2 separate regions of the Homo sapiens genome follow, and region 2 is linked to region 1. Evidence: chromatin loops called from intact Hi-C (ENCODE). Cell type or tissue: psoas muscle. All regions are shown on one strand. Region 1 overlaps CNOT1 (CCR4-NOT transcription complex subunit 1). Region 2 overlaps GOT2 (glutamic-oxaloacetic transaminase 2).

Evidence for each region. Hi-C counts contacts between places; a loop is a spot of excess contacts. Peaks named below come from ENCODE experiments on the same cell type or tissue, not always from the same donor. Only the 100,000 strongest peaks of a DNase experiment are listed, where the experiment ranks them.
Region 2: a loop joins it to region 1, with 2.0 times the contacts of the local background. A loop is called at or near these places in 1 of 110 quality-filtered maps.

The regions. Positions count from the first base shown.
Region 1 is chr16:58,530,901-58,538,900 of GRCh38, forward strand. CNOT1 (CCR4-NOT transcription complex subunit 1) reads right to left here. Exons shown (of 49, transcript NM_016284.5): 36 at 7,872-8,000; 37 at 7,258-7,366; 38 at 6,991-7,160; 39 at 6,089-6,320; 40 at 3,247-3,495; 41 at 1,332-1,495; 42 at 1,058-1,175. Among named protein-coding and RNA genes, the nearest start is that of SNORA46, 14 kb to the right of the region's middle. In psoas muscle, no CTCF peak of the experiment used is centred here; a DNase peak (open chromatin) is centred at 3,351; H3K27ac peaks cover 2,257 bases.
Region 2 is chr16:58,710,399-58,718,398 of GRCh38, forward strand. GOT2 (glutamic-oxaloacetic transaminase 2) reads right to left here. Exons shown (of 10, transcript NM_002080.4): 6 at 7,798-7,902; 7 at 6,265-6,415; 8 at 5,616-5,781. Among named protein-coding and RNA genes, the nearest start is that of GOT2, 20 kb to the right of the region's middle. RefSeq lists an enhancer at 7,657-8,000. In psoas muscle, no CTCF peak of the experiment used is centred here; no DNase peak of the experiment used is centred here.

The DNA.
Region 1 (8,000 bases):
AGACATAATGGTCCCTGTGTACCTGTAGCAAAATTTAAAAAGGGAGAGGAGTAAACTTCCGAGAGAACACAAAACAGTCAACTGCAGAAACTGACAACTAGAAATGTGTTTTCTTAATTCCTTATTAAGTCTCAGCCATTTCCTTTCTCTCTTCCAGCTCAACTCTTCGCAAATAACCTTGTTCAGTCCACGACATGAATTCTCTATTTTCAGCCAATGTCAGCCTGCTCACCCTCCCCCAACTATACCAATTATGTTCAATTAATTCTTGGATAATTGCATTTAATATGTTGTGTTCCTTCCTCCTAGAATGCCCTTCTCCACCAAACAAAACTTCATTTAAGAGCTATTTCACCTTCTTTGTCAAGTTCACTCCATTACATAGCAGTCACATTTCTTCTGATCTGAGGGGCCAAAGAATGGTACTTTCTGCAGTACTCATTTGCCAATTTAATTCCAAGATGGGAGGAAAAAAACTTATCATGTTAACTGTGTTGTATTACCAATTAGATAATGAACTCTTAAATAGAACTTGATCATAATCCTTCAAAATAACATAGCCAGTAGTCCTCAACCTTAGTTTGAGAGCCTTCCGCATTTAAAGTGAGAGTCTGTAAAACCAACAAGCTCCAGAGCCCTGTTACCCAGAGATTTATTCAGATATTTATGAGGGCACACATGGATTTCAACTTTAAAAACAACACCCCTACCCCCAAAAAAACCCTTAACTGACAAATATGTAAAATAAATCATTCCTGTATATAAAGAAGCAAAACATTTTAAAAGAAAGAAAGGAAAAAACAATAAAAAAAAACTTGAGAGACTGACACAGGTGGCCCACAACTGAGTTGAAGCAGCAACACCTAATCACTGAGGAATGGCTTTCAGGCAGAGGCAGTCAAGTAATTGACTTGAGTGAACACTAAATAGCATTCCCAACTAAGTTTGGAAGAAGTACAATTACTACTAAATGACTAATAGAAATCTATAGGCAATGCTAATAAATAAGCCCAGGTAGTTATAGTCTTCATCTACAGGAGATAAACTGCAGCCACACCTTCTGCTGTGGCGTATGTGCCAGCATTCTTGCAATAAATATCCGATGGGAAATCAGTTCAAGCCAGGCATATACAAAGCCAGGAGCTTTGGTAGGCCTCAAGATGTGGAATGTATTGCTGAAAGAAGAAAAACCTTAGTCAGAAGCACAGTCCAACTTAAATACAGTGAACAGCACATGAATGTAGGCTCAAAATGCTCAAGAGTTCTACTCCCAAAATTTTACTACATTAATCCAGCAAACCTTAACACAAAATCGCAAACACAATACTCACCAGAAAGCTGTAAGTGTCTGGAAATTAATGGTTTCCAACACATGCTCAGGTGCATTGAGTTCCAAGAGAAGCATGATAAAAATTCGATGGTAGGGAAGTTGCTGAAATTCACTCTGACGAACATCATGATCCTGAAGGAGAACTCCCACTACTATACCAAGGACCTACGTAAAACACAAATCAGAGCTTGTAAATCATTCAGATAATCCACTCACCACTTCGATGTCATGCTTTTTAAACTTTGCATTCTTAAACCCAACATTAAAGGAAAGCATATATACAATTTGAATACAAAATTACATGCTGGCAGCCGATAGGGTCATAAATTGGTCTGACTCCGCCTTCAGTGTTTTGTGTGTTTCTTTGCATTTCAACATCCTTGGACCACACCTGAATATTCTCCACAAATGCCCAATGGTTCTTCTTCAGCTCTAGAAATCAGCAAGGCCCCTCACATTTCACCATGTTAACACAATATAACAATCTAATTTGTCTGGTCTGACATGAAGTTGACATGTGGGAATGATTTACTCCTATCTTGGCATTTAGTAGGCAGGGGCCAGGAAAGCTGTTAGGCTGCAGAGATCCCATTCCACTTGACTTGCCCACTGAACAGTGAGGGGCTTGAAGAACACATCTCTAATTTCCCAAATCCAAAATCACAGTCCATTTTTACAAGTATTTTTGCATTGTTTTAATATTCAAATTTCCAGGAACTCCACTGTGTAAATCAAGCCAATGACTAATATCACTCATGTACTTGAGTTGCCAATCTATCAGCAGGAGGCACGTCTAGCCACCCACTCACAGTGATTCTGTATATGGGGCAAATTCATACTACCAAGCATTAACATACTGAAATACATTATGATCTCTTTTTGTATTTCGGTTAAGGCACTATATTCTAAGACAGAGCGGGTATGTTTACATATTATTTACAAATTTAATTTCAGGACAGAAAAGAGACATTAACAAAATGTTTGGGGGAAGGGTTGGCCTCAATAGGGTTAAGAACCACTTATGTGGCCAGGCATGGTGGCTCATGCCTGTAATCCCAGCACTTTGGGAAGTCGAGGCAGGCGGGTCACTTGAGGGACCCAATAGGGTTAAGAACCACTGACGTGGCCGGGCGCTGTGGCTCACGCCTATAATCCCAGCACTTTGGGAGGCTGAGGCAGGCGGATCACAAGGTTGGGAGAGCGAGACCATCCTGGCTAACATGGTGAAACCCTGTCTCTACTAAAAATATAAAAAATTAGCCGGGCGCGGTGGCGGGTGCCTGTAGTCCCAGCTACTCGGGAGGCTGAGGCAGGAGAATGGCGTGAATCTGGGAGGCGGAGCTTGCAGGAGCTGAGATCCCGCCACTGCACTCCAGCCTGGGTGACAGAGTGAGACTCCGTCTCAAAACAACAGAAAACAAACAAAACAAAAAATACAAGAAAAATTAGCCGGGCATGTTGGCAAGTGCCTGTAGTCCCAGCTACTCACGAGGCTGAGGTAGGAGAACGGTGTGAACCTAGGAGGCGGAGTTTGCAGTAAGCCGAGATTGCACCACTGCACTCCAGTCTGGGCGACAGAGCGAGACTCCATCTCAAATAAAAAGAAACCACTGATGTGGCCAGGCATGGTGGTTCATGCCTGTAATCCCAGCACTACGGGAAGCCAAGGCAGGTGGATCACTCGAGGCCAGAAGTTTGAGACCAGCTTGGGCAACATGGTAAGACTCTACTAAAAATAGAAAAGCTCCAGGAATCGTGGCTCATGCCTGTATTCCCAGCTACTTCGGAGGCACTCCAGCCTGGGTGACAGAGTGAGACTCTCTCAAAGAAACAATATAAAAAATAATAATAATAAATAAATAAATAAAACACCCCACTGATGTAGACCAAGACTAAGGCAAGAAAGGATTTCAGACCTTGTTCAGCAGATTAATCTTTGTGACAGTGTTGGTGGCCTCCCCTGAGTGTTTCACGAGCAGTGCAATGAGTCGAACAAAGGCATCCAGGTTGTGATAGCACTTGGCTCGGATCATGGTGGGATTGGCAGCAGGATTGTGCTGCTGCTCAGCCTGAGCACGGTAACTGATTTCAACACACATTTCAGTACACAGACGAAAGAACCTTGTTATGAGATCATCGGTCTTCAGTATTCCTTGCTGGTGCATCTACAACAGGAACAAAAAATAAAGACACAATGAGGTAACACACACAAATAAACTTCATATACCTTTAATTTTCAGGCTTAAGAGATATTCTCATTTGTTCCTACTGTCATATTTCTAATTCTTACATTGTAATAAATGTATTATCAGAATTATTTTCCCATTAAGGTGCCATGACAGAATTCCTCCAGTTTTAAGTTTAATGTAGAACAGGGAAGATGGAAACTGACAGACAGATTATCATGGCAATTTTGAACAGTAGGTCCCCACCAAATAATGTGAAAAATTAACCATGCAAATAAAACAAACTGTTCGTTAACTGTAAGTCATGTTAAGACATTGTGGACTCCAAGGAGAAGACTAAATTGCACATATTTTACTTTCTCACAGAATTTAAGGTAATTTACTTCTGAAGGATTTGAAGATAATTTCCTCAAACTGAATTAACCAATAACAAAGATTTTAAAACTCCAACAAGCTACCCCCAGAAAAATCAATAATTTGTACAACAGGTAAGTACCAAATGGAAATACAAATCTGATCTAGGTATTTTAATGTAATAAAATGTTACATTAAGTTAAAATAATGTGGGAAACACAAGTTTATTTAAAAGAAAGGAAAAATTAGAAACTATATGACATATGAACTAGAAGTGAAGCACAGTGGGAATGTTATTTGGCTAGTTCCCCTCAACCCTTTAAACAAACAAACAAAAAAAGACAACAGTAAAATATGCATTAAGGCTACAGAGGAAGAACAGTTCACTACTTACTAAACACAGAAACCAAGTTCCGAAAAAAAAAACTTCAAGGTTATCTTGAAATTTTTGAAACAACTTAACTGTTCCTGATAAGCAGTAAAGACAACTGAACTGGTTGGACTACGATAATACTGTACCCTGCTGGGACAGAATGCCAGCATGGCAAAGGGACTTTTTGTCTACACTGGTATCTGTAAAACTAACAGAGAGTGAGGAATATTAGGACTGAGTACTATGGTCAAGGAGGAGCGCAAGAAGGAAAGAATTTTCAAAAGGATACAAAACAGCACAGAAAAGTATAATACACTATCTTTTTCAAGAGAAAGATGAAATGAGAGCAAATAAGCCAGCAGGAAGGGCTGAGACAGGTGCCACATCCATACCCACGAAATAGCAATGATCAGAAAGACCAATGGATTCCAATTTCTTCCATTCAAATTATAAATCAGACTATAAAACATGCAGTAATAGCTTTTCAGTAGGGTATGCTTTGTAATTCCCTGGATTCTTTTAGGGGAGAAATATACTCGGTATGATTTACTGAGTAACATTCATTTTGAAAAGTAAACCTAATTTCTTTTTTTTTTTTAATTTTTTTTGAGACGGAGCCTCGCTCTGTCGCCCAGGCTGGAGTGCAGTGGTGCAATCTCGGCTCACTGTAAGCTTCATCTCCTGGGTTCACGCCATTCTTCTGCCTCAGCCTCCCGAGTAGCTGGGACTACAGGCACCCGCCACCACACCCGGCTAATTTTTTTGTATTTTTAGTAGAGACAGGGTTTCACTGTGTTAGCCAGGATGGTCTCGATATCCTGACCTCGTGATCCGCCTGCCTCGGCCTCCCAAAGTGCTGGGATTACAGGCGTGAGCCACAGCACCTGGCTGAAAAGTAAACCTAGTTTCAAATAACTTCTAGAATTGAAGTCAGTTCTTCCACATTCAATTGTCATTAATTTGAAAAGAGACCTAATTTGTAATCTTTCTTTAGCAATATACCTAAAAGTTTTGGGTTCAGTTTGAAGAAATATAATGGTCAATCTGCAGAAATAAGCAGACAACTCACCCTGAAAAAAAATTACAACAGTTCTAATAAAGGAAATTCCAAGGTCAATTCAGGAAAAGTACCACTCTTGCCAAGTTATATTATAAATTAGGACACATGGACTTATTGTGTCTGATTCCCTCACAGTCGCTGAAAGCAACCAGTGATAATAAAAAACGAATGCTAAATGGTACTATGGCTCGGTTCCGACATTTTTCCTGTTCATCCTATTCACAAACATTCCTGCCAAACTTGATTTTCAGTTAGGTGCTTTGTTCCTAACCCTTTTAAGTCAAAGTCCAACTTGCATCAAATCTAATGAAAATACTGGGAAGTATTTTCCAAAGGAACATGTCACTACGTTTAGGTAGATATTTAAATTAGAAAATACAATAAAACACTCTACCATTTAAATAAGCATTTTTGTTTTGTCATTTTTTTTTAATGTGGGCTACTGTGAGAATTTTACATATTTATTAGCCCACAGTCCCATCAGTGCTAGTAAAAATACATTTGGTAGTTTTATTATTCATTATCTGACCCATTGTACTTTGTAGCTGTGACAACTGAAATGGAATATACAGAACCAACGGTGGGAGGGAATGTTGCCTTTACTGCTTAGTGATCAACCATGAGAAAACAGGCTGTAATTTAACCATATAATGATGACAGTTTGGGTTTGCATGAGTATGGAGGTAACTGTCTGACCACATGTACGCAATACTGAGCTTTAATATTGGAGGCATCACACCCTACTTATGTTGAATAAAAAGCACCTTTCTTTCCAAAAGCTCTACCTGTCCAACAAATGCAGAGAAAGCTTTGGTACTGTCGCGGCCAGCTGCTGCTGAATGGTAGAGATTCACCCATTCCCTCAGAAGATACTCTGCCTTCTCCCTCAGGCCTGGAGGGTCATCATACTCTGAGGCTTGAGAGATCCCAGAATGCATCATAAAGTTTGGGCCTCCATGAGCACGATCAATCATTGCTTCATAGTTGGATCGCACTACTTCCATCAGCTGGGGCAATCTAGCACAATAAATAAAGGGTGAAAATCAGTCTCCTCGTAGTTGTGATTTTACAGACATACGCATGTATAGTTTGCTTATTTAACAGCAACCACCAGAGTGGTTTACCACTTCGCTTTACCACTTCCACACTGAAACAAAACTATACTTAGTCTCTTATCCGCTTGCTCATGAGCATACAACACACAAACAACTGCCCTCAGTTAAGCTACTTCTTGCCCAAAAAACGTGTTCATTTAAATGAAACTGATGTTCAGAGTCGACAAATATTCACTGTTTGCCTACTATGTACCATGCTTTCTTTACGTTACTTCTCTTGATTTCCAATAGTTCTTTGAGAAATTATTTCCATTTTCTATAAAGAATAGGTTTAAGGAGGATAAGTCAATTTGCCTAAAATCAGAAAGCTTTTAAGTGGCATGACCAGGGCTTAAACATAGGACTCTGACACTAAGTCTGGTACCGTATGTACTGCTCTGTGCCAAGAAGACTTGGCAGTCAATTAGGCTTTCATACTTCAAGTGACAATATTAGCCCTTACCAAAGCTACCCACCCATATGTGGTTGGTAAAGCAGTTATAACAAGTAATGTTAGTAAGTCTGCATATTCATTCCTAAAGATATTAGAAGACTACTAAATGCACAGGGATCTCAAAGCATTTCATCCTCACCCTTCTGGAGCATTGCCTCTGGAATGAGCATTAATCCTCATGAGGGTTTCAATGGTGTGGAACAGATCTGCCTCAGTAACATGAGCAACACTCCTTTCATCCACCAGCAGGATTTTTACTAACTGCATAGCAAATGCCACAGCCATGTAGTTTAAGCCATTCTCCATTGACTGGCAACACAGAAAACATAATGTGAGAGGGAAAACACTTAAGAGCAAACGTACTTCCCTGAGTCCTTTTGTCCGTGCAAGTAAATTCCTTCCATACCTGCGCTAGGTGAAGATCATACTGCTGCATATTAACCAAATGATTGCGAATTAGCAGCTCCACAGCCTCCACATTATATTTATATTCATCTCGACATTCAATTAGGCACCTAGAAAAAGTTCAATATCTTTACTCATATAGGCTTAACCATACTGTAAAAGGGCCCATTTTACTCAATGGAAATTTGCTCCAAACTAAGAATGCCTTGAGATTCAACTCCAAATCAGTGTCCAAATTTAAAAACAGCCAGTAATGAAATAGAACAGATAGCCCAAGCTTTCCTTTCAAATCCTAGGATACAGAGTATTCCATTTAAGACATTAAAATACTTATACACGAATACCACTTCTGAGAAATCACTGTAACCTTTTAAAACAATGACCTACAATTTATTCCCCAAAACAAGGTACTGGTTTTCTATATCCAACATGGGGAGAAGGTAGAGACCAGATGGAAAACAACTACTTAACAATTCTCACCTCTCAGAAGTAGGAAGTCTAAGTGTCCGACCTACCTACTAGAAAAAAGGGAAACCCCTGGACATAAACAGTACTATCTATGTCAAAAGGCAGTCGCAGTCCAATACTCACTACTTTTCGAAGATGGCTACTGACCTTGTGATCTGTTTGTTGCACCATGGAGACCCATATGCCCGGCCATCCTGCAGAGCTTTTAGGACCAAGAGGTGGCATTCCCTGTAGCGCAGCAGAAGGTCAGCATCAGCACCACTTGTGGCATCTAGT
Region 2 (8,000 bases), 180 kb after region 1:
TTTTTTTTTTTTTTGTAGAGACAGGGTCTCCCCATTTTGCCCAGGCTGGTCTGGAACTCCTGGGCTCAAGTGATTCTCCCACCTTGGCCTCCCAAAATGCTAGGATTACAGACATAAGCCTGGCCTTAAATGCATTTCTGACTTATGACAGGCTTATTGGGATGTAACCCCATCATAATTGCATCTGTATTAAGAAAAGTGGGCGGGGCACGGTGGCTCACGCCTGTAATCCCAGCACTTTGGGAGGCCCAGGCGGGCGGATCACGAGGTCAGGAGATCGAGACCATCCTGGCTAACACGGTGAAACCCCGTCTCTACTAAAAATACAAAAAAATTAGCCGGGCGGATCACGAGGTCAGGAGATCGAGACCATCCTGGCTAACACGGTGAAACCCCGTCTCTAATAAAAATACAAAAAAATTAGCCGGGCGTGGCAGCGGGTGCCTGTAGTCTCAGCTGCTGGGGAGGCTGAGGCAGAAGAATGGTGTGAACCCAGAAGGCAGAGCTTGCAGTGAGCGGAGATGGCGCCACTGCACTCCAGCCTGGGTGAGAGAGCAAGACTCTGTCTCAAAAAAAAAAAAAAAAAAAAAGAAAAGTGAATGAATCACTCTAAAACCTACTAAGATTAAGGTAAAAGCTGTGGGTTAAACAAAAAAAAAAAATGACCTTATTTTTGACATGGATGAAATATACATTCCCATCTTCACAATTGAGACAATGTACTATGAATCTACAATGAGCCAAGCTATTTTAGGTGGTGAGGACTGAGACATAGTCCTTGCCTTCAAAAGCTTGCAAGGGGTGCTTGTAACCAAACCTGTAAACCAAGTATGGAATACGGCCACAAAATGTAAAACACATAGGACACTGCTATGCTAAAAGCCCCAAGGAGAGTAAATTCTGTCTGAGGGACTGGAGAAGGTAGTCCTCTGACTGTGCACGGGGATCACCTGATTCTGAATACAACCTTCCCCTTCCTCAGAATCTACCCTTTCCACTCCATTCCCATGGCTCTGGGACATTCTTGGCTCTCACCAATGACATTCCCATTTACAGTTTATCTCCCTGTTCTTAGGTGTTCACTTTCCTAAACCATCTCTGTATAATGATGTTATGCACGGTTAGAAGAGAGATCACAAACTGCCAATTAAAGACCAAATATGGGACCTAGTAATGTTTTACTTCACCCAGTGAAACGTTTTTAAATTGGGCACTTGTGCCTAAAAGCTGAAACCTGTAGTTTCTCTTGAAAAATGAGAAACGATAGCACTGTATTAGCAAAATAATTACTGGCTGGAGCTGAGGAGCCCCTGGCCCCTCCAGTTATGGCATCTGATTTTAAATTTCCTACAGTTTCCATCGTCCAGCTTCATTCACTTTGAGGCCTGGATCCCAAAGATATTGAGTGCATGAACAGGGCTAGATGTGGAGCCATCTTAGCCAAACCCCTCCATCCTCCTTGTTGCCTGGAGAATCAAGTGTTGACTTCTTACAGTATCAACCAGGGTGCTTCACGATCTGCTCCACCTTCTCAGCTTGGCTGTCTCCCACAGTCCTCCTCACATTCGTGTTTTCATCACGAAAACAACTTGGGGCTTTCTACACAAGTTCTGCATAATGCACGTCCCACGCCTATGCCCTCACTCAGATCTCTCCCCAGTTTCCTTGTCCGTTTCATTTCCTTTGCAAAAAAAAAAGCCCTTTCCCCTCTTTAATGCACAGCTCACATGCCGCAGTCCTCATTACATCTTCTCTAACTCCCCACTAGAATCAACAGCTCTCCCTTTAGTCATCATTTATTCCATTCTGTCTTATATTAAATATCATGTGTGGCCAGGCGCGGTGGCTCACGTCTATAATCCTAGCACTTTGGGAGGCTGAGGTGGATGGATCCATTGAGGTCAGGAGTTTGAGACCAGCCTGGCCAATGTGGTGAAACCCAGTCTCTACTAAAAATACAGAAATTAGCCAGTCATGGTGGTGGGTGCCTGTGATCCCAGCTCAGGGGAGCCTGAGGCAGGAGAATCGCTTGAACCCAGGAGGCGGAGGTTGCAGTGAGCTGAGATTGTGCCACTGCACTCCGGCCTGGGCCACAGAGCAAGATTCTCTCAAAACAACAACAAGAACAACAACAACAACAACAACAACAAGAACAAGAAAGTCATGTGTGTATCTTTCTCATCAGATTATAACCACCCTGAGGGTAGTCATTAACACAGTCTGGCATCTTTGTCTACTACAGACTCTCAAATTGTGTATTGAAATGCATGCATTAAAAAAAATCTTCATAACCAGAGAATATGAAAATATTTTTAAAAACATTGAAAATATTAAGTAAAAAAGCTTAGTATAATTCTAAGTGACAAAACCAAAACCAGTCCTGCACATACATATATAACAGTATGTCACAACTACAGATAACAATGGGTGGCTGGGCGCAGTGGTTCACGCCTGTAATCCCAGTACTTTGGGAGGCCGAAGTGCTAAGGTCGGGAGTTCGAGACCAGCCTGACCAACATGGAGAAACCCCGTCTCTACTAAAAATACAAAATTAGCTGGGCGTGGTAGCACATGCCTGTAATCCCAGCTACTTGGGAGGCTGAAGCAGAAGAATCACTTGAACCCAGGAAGCAGAGGTTGCAGTGAGCCAAGATTGTGCCATTGCACTCCAGCCTGGGCAACAAGAGCAAAACTCTGTCTCAAAAACAAAAACACAAAAAACAAAAAAACCACACACACAAACAAAAAACAAATAAAGAAAAAACAAACAAACAATGGGTAAGGGAAAAAAAAAGCTGAGTTAGAATAGCTAGAGTTATGGTTAATTTTTTCCCTTTCACAAACTTTCTGAAATATACTTACATGTTAATATCATGCTGCAAAAAAATATAACTTAAAAAGTACTCAAATTTTTGGTAGGTCTAGCATGAACCTATTATACCATAAAGAACTACCCTGAGCTGGGTGCGGTGGCTCACAGCTGTAATCCCAGCACTTTGGAAGGCTGAGGTGGGAGGATGACTTGAGCCCAGGAGTTTGAGACTGGCCTGGACAACACAGTGAGACCTTGTCTTTATAAAAAATCAAAAGGAAAAAACAAAACAAAACAAAACAAAAAACAAAAAAAACTATCCTGAACCAGACTCTTAGTATTTACTTTAATCTTCATGGGACAGAGAGACAGAAAAAATAGTTGTCACATGATGACTAGGGGAGGTACATATCAAGTTTCTTAGAGATAGCAGATTTAGCTTTTCTACCCAAGAGCTGCTCAGAGATGTGACCTCTCAACTAAGCAGCTCATATAACAAATATACGATAAACTCATATAACAAATCACACCTTCCACAGGCATCATGGTTTTATGAACTCATAGAGTAGGGGTTGGCATTCTTTCTGTAAATGGCCAAACAGTAATTATTTTAGGCTTTATAGGCCATATGGTCTCTGCCTTCTACAACTGCTCACTCGGCCATGGCAGCAAAGAAGTAGCTATACAAAATTCATAAACAAATGGGTACAGCTGTGTTCCAATAAAACTTTATTTACAAGAATAGGGGGCAAACTGGATTGACTCTCAGAACAGTTTGCCAACCCCTTTCTACAGCAGTGTTTTCTAAATTATGTGTCATGACCCATTGGTAGGTTAATTTTTTTATTTTTTATTTTTTTATTTTCTTTTATTTTAATAGAGACACAGTCTTGCTATGTTGCCCAGGCTGGTCTCCAACTCCTGGGTTCAAGGGATCCACCTGCCTTGGCCTCCCAAAATGCATGCTGGGATTATAGGTGTGAGCCACCTTACCTGGCTTAGTATGTTAAATTCAACTTAGTAAGATGCAGTTGGCATTTAGAAAATATTGGAGTGGAGGCTGGGCTTGGTGGCTCACGCCTGTAATCCTAGCACTTTGGGAGGCCGAGGCAGGTGGTTCACTTGATGCCAGGAGTTTGAGAACAGCCTGGCCAACATGGCGAAACCCCGTCTCTACTAAAAATACAAAAAATTAGCCGGGCGTAGTGGCGGGCGCCTGTAGTCCCAGGTACTTGGGAGGCTGAGGCAGGAGAATGGCGTGAACCCGGGAGGCGGAGCTTGCAGTGAGCCGAGATCCCGCCACTGCACTCCAGCCTGGGCGACAGAGCGAGACTCCGTCTCAAAAAAAAAAAAAAAAATTAGCTGGGTCTCGTTGTGCACACCTGTGATCCCAGCTACTCGGGAGGCTGAGGCACGAGAATTGCTAGAGCCTAGGAGGTGGAGGTTGCAGTGATTGTGCCACTGCACTCTAGCCTGGGTGACACAGCAAGACTGTTTAAAAAAAAACAAAAAACAAAACAAAACAAAAAACTCGAGTAAAGCACATGAAGCCTTTAGTATTGAGTCTGGAAGACAGTTTCAGTTATATACACATATAAGTATATAATATGTTCAAGGTCATGATGTAAAATATATATTTTTAAAATTTTATAGATGGGGTTTCAGTATGTTGCCCAGGCTTGTCTCAAACGATCTTTCCACCTCAGCCTCCCAAAGTGTTGGGATTACAGGTGTGAGCCACTGTGCCCAGACTTAAATATATTTCTTATGTGGATTGTGGTCAAAAAAATTTAGTAACACTAATTCAGAGAACAGATGTTGAGAGTCAGATAGTACAGATAATAAAAAACAAGCTGAGTGCAGTGGCTCACACCTGCAATCCCAGCACTTAGGGAGTCTGTGGTGGGAGGATCATTTGAGCCCAGGAGTTTGAGGAGACCAGCCTGGGCAAGACAGCAAGACCCTGTCTCTACAATAAAATACAAACATATGCAAAAATACGGATTCAATGCTAGCAATTATTAGGACACAAACAAAAATATGATGTTTTTAAGGAAGTTTTCCTATGTAAGGTACTTAATTTGAAACTGATTTTAGGGGAAAGCAGGTTCTACTTAACACGGAGATGACGGAATAAAAGGAACTACCATTTAAAAATTATGACTGCCTCTTACAGAGAAATATCAATTAACTTGGTTCAAAGTGCTAACAAATACTCGGGAGGCTGAGGCTGGAGGACTGCTTGAGGCCAGGAGTACAAAGTTACAGTGAGTTAGGATTGCAACACTGCACTCCAGACTGGGTGACAGAGCAAGACCCTGTCTCAACCAATCTATCTATCTATCTATATATATAGATTGAGACGGAGTTTTGCTCTTGTTGCCCAGGCTGGAGTGCAATGGCGCAATCTCGGCTCACTGCAGCCTTCGCCTCCCAGGTTCAAGTAATTCTCCTGCCTCATCCTCCCGAGTAGCTGGGATTACAGGCATGCACCACCACATCCGGCTAATTTTGTATTTTCAGTAGAGACGGGGTTTCTCCATGTTGGTCAGGCTGGTCTCGAACTCCCGACCTCAGGTGATCCACCTGCCTCGGCCTCCCAAAGTGCTGCGATTACAGGCGTGAGCCACTGTGCCCGGCCTTAATTTTTTAAAAAAGGAATGCACATTTTTTGCTTCCTTCCCTGCCTTCCACATATGGAATCTATGGGGTACTGTATATCACTAGAGGTCAATTAAAAACTAACTTTGAAGGAGCAGTGGTGGGAACAGGTAGGTGGCTGGGGAGTGGCATAAACCTTTACCATTGTTTTCGCAAATCTGGGGTGTTCAGAATGGCAGCAGCAATCCGGGCCCCATTGAGGGGAGGGTTGGAATACATGGGACGGATCAAGATCTTCAACTGTGACTCTACCCTTTTGGCTTCATCCGCATCTTTGCAGACCATAGTGAAGGCTCCTACACGCTCACCTGAAAGACAAAAATGGATCTCGTCTTCTACTTCTACTATCTAATGTGCTAAAGCAAATCATGAGTGTATTTGCTACGTATTATCTGTTTCCATCCAAAGGACCCCAAAATAACTTTATTATAAATAAAAAGCTTTCAACAACCAGAGTGGTGAACTGAGGCACAAGGAAGTTTTGAGTACTCAGAGTATTCAAAGGTATTTTTTATTGTATCTATCTTCTTGGCTCACGGATTTGTTACTTTTTGTTTAGAGAAGCAGTAATCAGTTTCCTTTGCTGGAAAAACTTAAGGACACCGAAGAATATATGGCTAAGAAAATCAGTAAAATCTACGATACTGGTCTTTCATCTTAGGGTAGGGAGGGACATGGACATGGATGGACACACACACACACACACACACACACACACCCACAAGCTCTATGCCCTCGTGGCATTCTCTCCCAGCATGAGAGCATGTGTCATGCTGGATGCTGTAGCTTACCATATAAGCCCATGTTCTTGGCATATGATTGGCAGAGGCAAACATTAATGCCCTGTTCGATGAAGTGGCGCACAGCCCAGGCATCCTTATCACCATCACCACTGGCAAAGCCTTGGTAGGCCATGTCAAAGAACGCAAAGAGATTCCTTTTCTGAGAAGGAACGAAAGATCGAAGCTTTAGCAGTCTTTCTGAAGAGGCCCCAGATGTTTATAAAAGTCTGAAAGATGTTTATGTGAGGTGGGCATGGTCCCAATAAGCACAATAAGCCTTTTCTGGGGCTAACGTAATCCTGGAAGACTCAACTTATACCCAGGACTCACGAGACAACATCATTAGAACCATTTTATCTTGAAAGTGCTCTCCAAATGCTGTTTCTGTCTCATTCTGTTTGCAGCTTAGATTTGACAGAAGTTAAAGAAAGGGAAACTGGCCAGGCATGGTGGCCCATGTCTATAATCCCAGCACTTTGGGAGGCCAAGGTGGGAGGATCACTTGAGCCCAGGAGTTTGAGATCAGCCTGGGCAACAAAGTGAGATGCTGTCTCTGTGAAAAATAGGAAGAATTAGCCAGGCAGGTGTGGCACACATGTCTGTAGTCCCAGCTACTCAGGGGCTGAGGTAGGAGGATTGTTTGAGCCCTGGAGGTAGAGGCTGCTGTGAGCTGTGACTGTGCCACTGCGTTCTGGCTTAAGGCGACAGAGTGAGACTCTGTCTCAAAAGAAAAAAAAAGAGAGAGAGAGAAAAGAAAGGGAAATGAAAAGGAGTGAAAAGGGAAAACAGGGACATGAGACAACAGGAATAACATTTTCCTCCCTAGGAATTTTGACTAGTGTCTTCTCTGACAGCTGGCTACACTTTGAGAGTGATCATGGCAATGCTGCAAAGGAGAGGACATGAAAAAGTGTTTAAAAAGATCAATAAGCAACCACTGACCAGGGCGAATATAGGCATCAACAGCAGACATCCTGGGGCCAGTGGACAGGTTTTATCAGAGTTCCCTACATCCAGGATGAGGAAAAAAATTATTTTCTTTTTTTCTTTTTTAGAGACAGAGTTTTGCTCTTGTTGCCCAGGCTGGAGTGCAGTGGCACAATCTCGGCTCACCACAATCTCCACCTCCTGGGTTCAAGTGATTCTCCTGCCTCAGCCTCCCAAGTAGCTAGGATTACAGGCATGGGCCACTACGCCCAGCTAATTTTGTAGTTTTAGTAGAGACGGGGTTTCACCATGTTGGCCAGGCTGGTCTCGAACTGACCTCAGGTGATCCACCTGCCTCGACCTCCCAAAGTGCTGGGATTACAGGCGTGAGCCACCGCGCCCAGCCAAAAAAAATTACTTTCAAATACTCATGCGTCATCAATCCCAGAACTGCTAATCACGCAAATGGGGAGCCCTTTTCTGGCAGCTTATCCACCTGTGTGGACATTTCACGCAGGTTCGAGGTTAAGACTCTCTGTTGAGACATTGCCAAATTAAGCCTCCAAAGCTGGTTACTAAACACAGAACTGTCGCCAGTGAGTTCATCGTCCTCACCTTCACCACTGTTGCTATTTCCTTCCACTGTTCCGGACGCGGGTCCACTCCCGTGGGATTGTGGGCGCAGGCATGCAGAAGAAGAACACTCTGCTCTGGTATTTTCTAAAGAGAAAAACAGCCAAGAGACGACTTTGCAGCTTTAAAGGAAATGGTTTATCTGAAATGCCACAGGATCGTCATCATTTGATAAGTAACAAAGG